Linked DNA regions of Homo sapiens: region 2 is linked to region 1. A link is a loop called in an ENCODE intact Hi-C map of the cell type or tissue named here. Cell type or tissue: MCF 10A. All regions are shown on one strand. Links, peaks and the distances in the headings refer to the core of each region. The heading gives the core; the rest is flanking DNA.

Evidence for each region. Hi-C counts contacts between places; a loop is a spot of excess contacts. Peaks named below come from ENCODE experiments on the same cell type or tissue, not always from the same donor. Only the 100,000 strongest peaks of a DNase experiment are listed, where the experiment ranks them.
Region 2: a loop joins it to region 1, with 7 times the contacts of the local background. A loop is called at or near these places in 2 of 110 quality-filtered maps.

The regions. Positions count from the first base shown.
Region 1 is chr5:61,931,533-61,936,923 of GRCh38, forward strand. No RefSeq gene overlaps it. Among named protein-coding and RNA genes, the nearest start is that of LINC03123, 200 kb to the left of the region's middle. In MCF 10A, for the core only: a CTCF peak has its summit at 2,684 (motif pointing left); a DNase peak (open chromatin) is centred at 2,679.
Region 2 is chr5:61,815,707-61,821,097 of GRCh38, forward strand. No RefSeq gene overlaps it. Among named protein-coding and RNA genes, the nearest start is that of LINC03123, 83 kb to the left of the region's middle. In MCF 10A, for the core only: CTCF peaks have their summits at 2,195 and 2,398; no DNase peak of the experiment used is centred there.

The sequences.
Region 1 (5,391 bases), core at 279-5,278:
AAGAAAAAAGGTAGACAACATCCAGACAGCAGGGAGGCAGCTCTGAGGCTTTTGCATGGAAGATACTGATTCCATATCAGCAAGCCAAATAGGCACTTTGAAGAGTGCCTAGACTTGAGTCAGTCATGGGTAACAATCTTTGAATAGGATGACTACAGCTGGTCATATACTTAAGCAAGGTTTAGACTAAACATTGTGGCCTGTGTGCCTTTTTTAGTGTTTATTACATTCCATTTGCACTAATCCCCTTGACATTAAAAAAAAAATCTTCTATGGATGCAAATTCATACTATATTATTTCCATGCATGTAAATAATCATATATATGGCAATAACAATATTAGCTAACATATATTCATATTTGCTGTGGCCACATACTCAGTATTGCACTAAGCATTTCACTTGTCTTATCTCAGTTTATTTTTACAACAAACCCTATAAGAAAATGTCCCCCCAGGAGGCTTATCTGTGAAATACTGTACAATCCCCGCACTCAACTGATGAGAAGACTGAGGTCACATAGCCAACAAGTGGTAGAAGAGTTGGTACTCAATCCAAGGTATTTCTGGCCCCAAAGCCATTTTCTTAATCCTTACCCAATACTGCTCTGAGAACAAATCTCAGATCTCATTTATCTGAGCCTCAGATTCCTCAGTTTAATGAGAGGACTGAATGGTACTATCTGCCAGCTCTGAAATGCTCTACTAAATGAAGGCTTGCTAACTTTGCAGGAAAAAAAGCCATTGAGTCAGGATTTACAATCACATCTCTCTTTTGGTCAGAACTTCAGGTATGTTTCTGAATAAGTGTTTCCACAGTTTCCTCCTGTGTGTGGTGAGTCTGAGAATGTCCTCTTTTGTTAAAAAAAAAAAAAAATCCTCCCCTAGATTCCACATACCAGCTGTAACCTTTTTCTTTGCCCCTTTTATAACCAATGCCTCATAACAGTGGTCAATACTTGCTGCCAACCCTTCCTCATTGTCCATTCTTGCCATCCTGCTCCAGTTTGGCTTTTGCCCAACAATCCACAGAAACCCCTCTTATCAAGGTCTCCTTCAGCCTCCATGATGATCTTCACCTGGAAGGAAACTATAGTTCCATGATACAGAAGAACAGGCAAAAGAAAAAAAAAAAGTCATCTACAGAACAAAACAACATTTGTGAACTATCTTCCCTGAAACTCTTAAGCTAAGTACAAAATGCAAATACACATCATTAGACATATATTCATTATTTTTCATAAAATATCTTAGTACCACAAGAGTTTCTTTTCCTTATTACACTGGTAGTTATTGTGTTCAGGAAAACTGTTAAGTAGTTTAGATTTTATTTGAACAAATATACCTATTTTGCTATTGCTATATATCACCTTAGCATATACTAGGATTATATTACATTTGTTGAGGCTGCCTAAACTAAAGAACATTTCAATATTTTGTAGCCATAGGAGATCATCTGAATTGCCTTCCTTGGGCTTAGGTAGGAAAACAGGCTGAAGGATTAATGACTCACCTAATGTCACATAACTCATATTGGTAGACCTGGAACTAGAAGCCAAATCTCAGAATTCAAATCAAGAATCATGCCATAATACCATTCTCCCTTGATATATTTCAAAAGAGGAGTGGATTTGACACAGTGAGATATGCCTTTTACTAGTCAGTAAGTGACAAGACAGTACTTAAGAAGAATTCTGAATCTCTCCTTTCTAACCCGCCTATTCCCACCCTGTTCTCAATATGTGCTTTGGCCACTTGGGAAGTGGTCCCAAGTCATTGTTTAGTCATGTTAGCTACAGTAATTAGATTTGCAAATGTTTCATCATTAAAAAAATTAGATTAGATTCAAAGTTATATCAATAATAACACCATTTTTATTCATTTTCATTCCAGTATGCTTTTCGGAGTAGAAAATAATACGGGAGGTACAGTTAAAGCTAGTACACCAGGAACTTGGCCTGACATGCAGGCTGTCTTAGGGATGCCTCAGCCTGTCCTCTAGGTTCTACCATAGGAATGGGAATGCCTGTGTACAATTGTCACCACCATGTATGGCAAAGCAGTGGTTTCAAGATGGCCAAAAGGCAGCTCAGATGTTTGGTATGAGACATTCTCACATTGCTTTGCTTTCTTGTTACTAAACATACTACATATTGGGCAGATAATTCTTTAGAACAGAAAAGTTTGGAAACAAATTTTCCTAGATGTTCATGGTTGGAGGATCAGTAGAGGACATAGCTCTCCAACCAAATCCCATTCCATCTGGTCATGAGCCAGATAAGCCAGCCACCGGCTGGGCAAATAGCATTGATGAGATGAAAAGATGTTCCCTTTAGACTGAAGAGATTGGTTTCATAAGAAACCAACCCTGACAAATTTTTCTGTTTCTTTAAAACACAATACTACATTTAAAATGGAGTTGGCCTATGTATCTTTGACCAAATCTTGTTTTCACTTCTGAAATTAGAAGCAACAAGGGAGTTGGGGGGAAAAGCCACCCTCCTCCATCTCCCTGAAGGCCAGAACAGCAGGTGTGCCTATTTTCAGAGGTAAGTGAAATATTTGCCAAATCATTTGGCACATTTCAACACAAAATGTGCCAAATTACCTGTCAAGGCTAAACGGCCTTTTTAGAAGAAAGATAAATGGCCTTCCATACACATTTGCATGGACCCACAGTGCCATCCAGTGGCTCATTATATCGGTCACAAGTGTGCAGGGCTCCACTTGTCTCCCAGGGTTTGGTTCCAAGCTGACCATCCTTGTTATGGCATTGGTTTATTTGGTACCCAGAGCCTTTGGGACTTGGTAAGGTGCAATGCATGCATTTGAAATGAGCTGGGTTGGAGGAGAGTTGGTGTCAAAGCTTGGATGTCTTGCCTATGGTGTCTTGGTGACAGCGCAAGTTTTAGAGATTCTCCAACTAGCAAACATCCATGTACCTTCTTGCATTGAATCAATGCCAAGAACAACTTACTAAACATGTCTAAACATCCCAGATCTTTGTGTTTAGTCTCTAGGCTTTGTCACCTTATGGGGACTGGGCCAGCCAGAGTATAGCAATCAACTTCATTTTACTTCCACTTGGTAAACAATTTTAAAATTCTCTACTCGTCCAATTTCTCCTTTACAATGCTTTTTTTAAGGGACTGAATTTCTCTTTACCAAGAATTCCAGGACTGCTGGGCCATATAAGTTGATGAAAAGTAAGTAAAGAGGAAGGAAGTTAGGAAATAAAAGAGGGAGAAAGAAAAAACAGAGAAGACAGGTTTGATTCTCCTCTTTTCAGACAACTGAAGGGTCAAGCTGACACTATCTCTTCAAATGTCAGTTTCTATAAACTGTAGAGCAAACAGGGTTTTTTAAAGGAAAATGGATCGTATGGTAACAGCAGCAGCTGTATGTTCCCATAAAGAGGTAGATTCCTTTTCAGATAGTAGCTGTGCAATGCTTGTAACAAAACACGGAGCTGGACCAATCAAAAGAACTGAGAACTGCTTCACTCACTCACCAGGTTGTTTCTAAAGGGGTCAGAGCTCTCACTGGGGGAACATTCTGGAAAGGAAACAAGAATCTGAACAGAAATTACAGATCGCTACAAATAGGTTGATTCTTTTCCCATTGGCTTTCCCAGCACAGCTGGACAGTGACCTGTAACATGGTTTAGCTTTAAATTATCTGAACCTGTCAGACTAGATTTAGACATTTTGGTTTGTCACTTTTTCACCTTTTTTTTAAAGGTTCCATCAAGCAAATCCACTGCTCCGATCAGCAGCCTGTTTCCTTCCCAAATAATTTAAATCCATGTGGTTCTAATCTTGACAGACCTGGGTAGACCATACCCACTGGGGCTATAGCTGCCATTTTCCATTTGCTATTTAATTTTATTTTATTTTAATACACTATTTGAAATAATCAGAATTGAAGGAAACATGAAGACTATTAACTAGGTTAATATCCCCATTTTACAGACATGAAAATTGAGGCCCATTTTCCAGTCTTCCTTTTCTAAATGAATACAAATCTTTGGCCTACAGTAAGAGGACATAATAGAAAAAGAGTCAGTTACTTTCACATTTTTTACATTAAGGAAATATCTCCAAACTTGATGTCTTCAACAAATATAATCTAAGAGTTTGGTGAAAAGATTAAGAGAATAGTGTAACTACATTTGTGTCCCCTCCTGCTGCATTCCGGGAGAGGATGTGGAATCTTCAGTGATATGTGGAATGACACACCCATTTGTGCTCTGGTAACAGAGATTCTGAGTTGCCCAGTTCTGGTGTCACTAACAGTAGGGCTGACTCTTTTGGACTTTGAAGCCTTGTAATGGAGAAATTGTGGTTTTTCTGGATTATTCCATCTGAGATGAAAAAAGGCTTAAAAAACAAGTTCTGTAAACACAGTGCCTGATCAAAGACTTGGGAGAATGATATTATATAAATGCCTGTCTGAACAGTATAAGCCCAATTAGGAAAGGACATGGGAAAAAAACTATTTAAAGAAATCATGATTAGGCTACTGGCTGCCAAGAATGTCTTGCTTAACAGATTACAGATGATTCCCTATTGGAAGAAGGCCTCCTAAAGCAATAGCCATAGGACAGAATGATGGAGAACTGCAGGCCAGAGCAGTTGCTTAGCTGAGATTCAGGGGAGGGGCCTTAAAGTGAAAATCGGTACTGTGTATTCTCTTTTAGAGTCTCTGTCACATCAAGATTCAAGATCTTGTGGTTACAGTAGAGAAATACCCACTCTAACCAGTTCAAGTTAAAAAATAAAAACAGGCTGGGCACGGTGGCTCACGCCTGTAATCCCAGCACTTTGGGAGGCCGAGGCAGGCGGATCACGAGGTCAAGAGATCAAGACCATCCTGGCTAACATGGTGAAACCCCATCTCTACTAAAAATACAAAAAATTAGTCAGGTGTGGTGGCGGGCGCCTGTAGTCCCAGCTACTCGGGAGGCTGAGGCAGGAGAATGGCGTGAACCCGGGAGGCGGAGCTGGCAGTGAGCCGCCATCGCGCCACTGCACTCCAGCTTGGGTGACGGAGCGAGACTCCATCTCAATAAATAAATAAATAAATAAATAAATAAATAAATAAATAAATAAATAAAATAAAATAACAATCCCAAAAAGATGAGTCAGTTATTGTTAGACCTCATCTGACAATCAGACACCCATGGGCATAAAGCAAAGTTCAGCTGGATCTCAATAAGGCCTCAAACTTAGAACTCAAGAGTCAGTAACTGAGTACTGATAGAGATATCTCTCTCCCCTTCCTTCCCTATCAATACATATTTATGGACACCTATATTAATAAGCAAAATATACAAAGATTTCATCCTTGTGTAGCTTTGCATTCTAACTTTCCTGCCCCATCCCCATTTCTAC
Region 2 (5,391 bases), core at 265-5,264, 120 kb before region 1:
AACTCTAAACACACAAGGATCTGGGGTCATTGGATGCAGGGGCAGATAGCCCTGTACATCCCAATCAACCCCCCACAGGGCAGAGCATCATTACAATTACACATACTAATGACTGCACCACCAAGAAAAGATGAATTTGTGTTCTGGGTAGAAAAGAAAAATCAGACAAGGAGGAATGCAATGAACAGAAAATTTTATATACGATTAAGTGGTCTTCTTCTGCTATCACCACCACCATCTACTATCAAACCGATTAAAATTAAAAACAACAACCACTCTAGGTAATCCCTAAAAGAATGGCTTGTTATGTATAAATGCCTCTCAGAGTATGAGATAGATAATGTTATTACTGTGTTTATCAGTATGTTCACATATAAACAAGAATAGATTGTTCCATAGAATAAAGGAAATGGTACATTCCATGAGAATGCTGATTTTCAGTGAATTAATAATCATAATGAGGGAGACAACTGTATTTTCCAAAATTCCAGGGAGGCTGAACAATCCAATCACTTAGTTCAAGCTGCTCTCCACCCTAGAAGCAGTTGAACAGGACGGGGAAAGACTGGGTTGCACTTTCCAGGGATGGGGCTGCCTGGGTCGTGAGTTGCATGTTGCCAGCCTCCCCTTTTGGAAGACAGCGGGGTCTGGCCGCGGGGGCGGGGAGGCAAAATGACGGAAGTCAGTGAGGGACAAGACCCGGTCTCTCATCAATTGTGAGTCTCTAATCAAGTTACCAGATTCACAATATTCTTGTGAGAGGTTGGGATTTTTTTAGGTGCAGAAAATGGTTAAGGACTTGAGGTCTATGTACTAGCTCGCTGGGCACTAAATTAACCTAAGACTCTTAGATTTAGAAGAATTGGAAGAAATCATTAGAAAATAAGGTTATGAATTTGCAGGAAATGTAAAAATAAGTGATGGGCTTCAGAATTTAGGGCTTTGAACAAATTTACCTAAATCTCTGAGGAAACCCAGGAGAAATCTGGATTTCTCTCTCTGTCTCTCCTATGTATGTTTGCATGTATATGTTTACATTTTTTAATGACTAATAGTTATTGTGTACCTACTGAGTAATGTGTTATGCTGAGTGGTTTCACATTCATGATTTTATTTAATCCTTAAACCAACTTTTGTGAGGTAGGAATTATGACAATGAGGAAATTGATGCTCAGAGAGGTTAATTAACTTACCCAATGTAAAAGTCACACAGCCAAAAAGAGAGCAGTTATTATAAAATATTCATCCTATGAAGCCCCAGGTGAATTTTCATGCACTAGGAAAAGCTGTTCTTATTTTTAAGCCTACGTTCCCTCAAACAGCCAGGGTGTCTGTCTTCTGGTTGTCAAGTTACTAAACCTTGGCAACAATGAAGGAGAATTTTAATGTTCCAAGATTTCAATAGATCTGGAGTTTCTGTGGGAAATTGAAGACGCAGTTTCCATGCAGGACAAGGAGGACAGCCATATCTTGTAGATTTAAGGCATTTACCGTGTATATGTGTTAGGAGTCGTTTTCTTCTGCTATCACCACCGCCAGAGATAAAGAATGAATGATACCGAGTTTGCAGGGCTGATATCTATCTGCAGCGGTATGCATTCCAGCCTCACAGGAATAAATACAAGGATGTGCTGATAATTACGCCTTGATACACGACAGAGGATATAAAAATGCTTTCTCAATTTGTCTAGCGCACGGTGAATAATAAGGTTGTCCATGTGTTTATAGGAGGCAGAGTACTTAAAGCTCTATTGTTATTTCCACAGGAAAACAACTTTGAGAAAAGCATGTTTTCTGTGTTAACCTAGGAATGTATGTTTATCTCACAGTGCCTTGCTTGCCTTTTCTTTTCTAACCTGCATAAATTCCTTGAATTTAAATTCGACAGAGACACTCTACCTTCACTTTGAAATGAGAGAGCTGCACAGAATGTCAAACAGAGCCAACATTTCCTGACTTCTGACCCAGCTCAGGGTATTTTTTTTTTCTTTACATGACTCAGACAGGCTCTTGGAAGCCTAGAGATAAAAGGCCCTATTAGAAGTGCAAAATATGACTATTATTACCTCCTTTAATAAGGCTTCTTGCCAATTTTTCAAATGACTAGAGTCTGTTTGCTAATTATTACTCCACAGTTTCTGCATTCATTTTCTTTCCCTGAAGGAGCCTGATTCCAATGAAGATGAAGGAAAGTGCTAAAAAGTGTGTTTACTGCCATCTATGGGATGCAGCCGGGCTATCAGGGCAGCGGAGTTCCTTCCCATGTAACACACGGGAAACTGCAGTTCCAAGGCCACGCAGAAAAGCTCATGCATTGCAAGCACTCCACGTGAAAATACCATTGGAAAATCATTTGTTTAAAGTTTTCCAGAAATAAGAGTTCATATTGCTACTCCATAATGAGGGAGCAAATTTTCCTGTATTTAAGGCAATTATGTTTATATTTACAGTAACATGTCGGCCCTGGGCTCTACTCACAACTAGGGCTTCCAGCCTATGATTAACCTCAAATGTTCTAGCAGGAATACTAGAAGTAAAAATTCATTGGCTAGACCACTCTGAATATTCTGAAGAAGGTCAAGGACCAGAAAATAAAGGCTCCTGAGTGACCAAATAGATGTGTAAAGTATATGTGCTGTGGTCTATGAATTTGACTCATGAATCAGTCAAATTTCCAGTCTATTATAGCAAATTTTACTGTTTTAGTATCAGAAACCCTTAGTATCAAAGGCATCAAATTACAAGAAGAAGGCAGAGGCTTTGAAAGACAAACGCTTAAGAGAACCAAGAAAGGATGGTGTATATCCTAAACCCTGGGGAGAGAAAAGGGAACTATGAAAAAAGAGATACAAGATCTCAAAGGAGCAAAGCAGTTTGGACAATTGTGGTATAATGTAGCAATCTATGTTCACATTAATGACTCAATTCTCAAATAATGGTTAAATTTTGTTAGGTTTACCTAGTCATTAGTATGAAAAGACCAAGGGATACATAGTGCACAGAAAGAGAAATATACATGGCCCTTAATATCTGAAAAGATGCTCATAAACCTCACTCATATTAAGAGAGCTGCAGATTAAAAGTAATGAGATAAAGACAAATTACATACTGGGAGAAAATATTTGCAAAACCAAGATAAGGGACTTGTATTCAAAATATACAAATAATTCTTAAAACTAAACAATGAGAAAATGAACAACATAATTAAAAGGTAGGCAAAAGATCTGAAGACACCTCACCAAAGTAGATGGCAAGCAAGCATATGAAAAGGTGCTCAGTGTCATTAGAAAAATGTAAATTAAAATGTGCAGCGATATCAATGAGATATCACTGCACATCTATCAGGAGGGCTAAAATCCAAAATGTTGACAGCACTAAACGCTGACAAGAATGTGAAGCAACAGGAACTCTCATTCAGTGCTGTTGGGAATTCGAAATGGTATAGCCACCTTGGAAAACAGTTTGGCAGTTTCTCACAAAGCTAAACACAGCCTTACCATGCAATCCAGCAAACATGCTCCTGGAGTTTTATCCAAATGAGTTGAAAACTTATGTCCACATAAAAAACTGCACGTGAATGTTTATAACAGCTTTATTCATAATTGCCCCAAATTGGAAGCAACAAAGATGTGCTTTAAAAGGTTAATGGATAAACCAACTGTGGTACATCCAGGCAGTGGAATATTATTCAACACTAAAAAGAAATGAGCTGTTAAGCCATGTAAAGGCATGGAGGAAACTTAAATGTATATTACTAAGTGAAAGAAGCCAGTTTGAAAAGGCTCTATACTGTATGATTCTAACTATACAACATCTTGGAAAAGGCAAAACAATGAAGACAGTAAAAAGATCAGTGGCTGCCAGGGGTTCTAGAGAAGAGTGCAAAGGAGGAATGAAAAGGTGGAACACAGGGGACTTTCAGAGCAGCAAAGATATTCTGTATGCTACTATAATGGTGGAAACACGTTATTATACTTGTCCAAACCCATACAATGTATAATACCAACAGTGAACCCTACTGTAGTTAAAATAACATATCAACATTGGTTTATCAATTGTAACAAATGTACCACACTAAAGAAAATGGAGGATGGACAAAAAGTTACAAGAAAAATGAAAATGGCAAGAAAGCAAGCAAGCAAGTTTTACAATCCTCATGTTAGACAAAGTAAAATTCAAACCAAAGCATATTAGAAGCACAGAGAAGGACAGTTTATAAAAGCCACATTCCATAATAAAAATATATTTTAAAAAATTAAATGCACTAGTATCCTCTACTCACTGATTAACAACAATTTTAAAGAAAATTTGGTTGTATATTGTATTGATGACAGTGTGGGGAAACAAGTCCCCTCATACAGTGATAGCAAGAGAAAGAAATTGATGCAAACTATGAAAGGTGGTGTGATAATAGTTATCACAATGACAAAGACACATAACCCTTCTTGGAGACAGCGATTCTCTTCTGGAAATTTAACCTATAAACATATTCGAATGTGTGCAAAATGGAGTAAATACAAAGATTAAAACTGTAGCATTTTTTTATAATAGCAAAAGATTGAAAATAACTAGATGCCCATCAGTAGGAGATTGCTTTATTAAATAATGCTGCATCCATACAATGGACCAGATGTTGCCTTTATATAGAATGAGGCGGCTTTTTGTGTATTGATGAAAAATGATGATCAGTACATAAGTCCTTAAAAACAAGGTGTAGTAGAGCACCATGGCATGTCACCTTTGGGCTTGTATACATATAGACTATCACAGGAAGGATATGCCTGTAGCCTGGTAATGTTGACGCCAGTAGCCTCTGTTAGGGATGGGGAAGTGAGGGCCATAGTGCTGGGATAGAGAGAAGACTTAATGATCACTCTCTACCCTTTTGTTTCTATCCTGGAAAAAAATGCTAAAAAATAATTTTAAAATAAAGAAGGCAAGAGGGTGTATAATAAACTTTGGGATGTTTCCATTTACTCTTTTAAAAATGTTGATCTTTAAAATGTTGGTTAGCTCTAGTTATCTGGACAATTTAATTATGTGGAACACCTCATTTCCTGACAGTGCTGAATGGATAAGGCATTACTCTGGTTTGCTGACTTATGCACAATTACAGAGTTAACATTATCATCATAGCACAAAAGAGACTGGAATTTAGAACAAAGGATGGGGATACTTTTCAACAAAGGCATTAAGGCAGAAGGAGAGCAGAGAAAATGGAGAGTCTGTAATTCTCACACTGACGGAGGGATGGAGGCAGAATGAACAAAATCTATGAGCTTTGGTGAAGTGCCGTGCTTCTGCGCCTCACAGGCAAGGCTCTGTCCACACAACAGCACAGCTGGCTGCTGCCTTCCTGGGAAGCAGCCCTGACAAGGAGAAGAGGTGTTT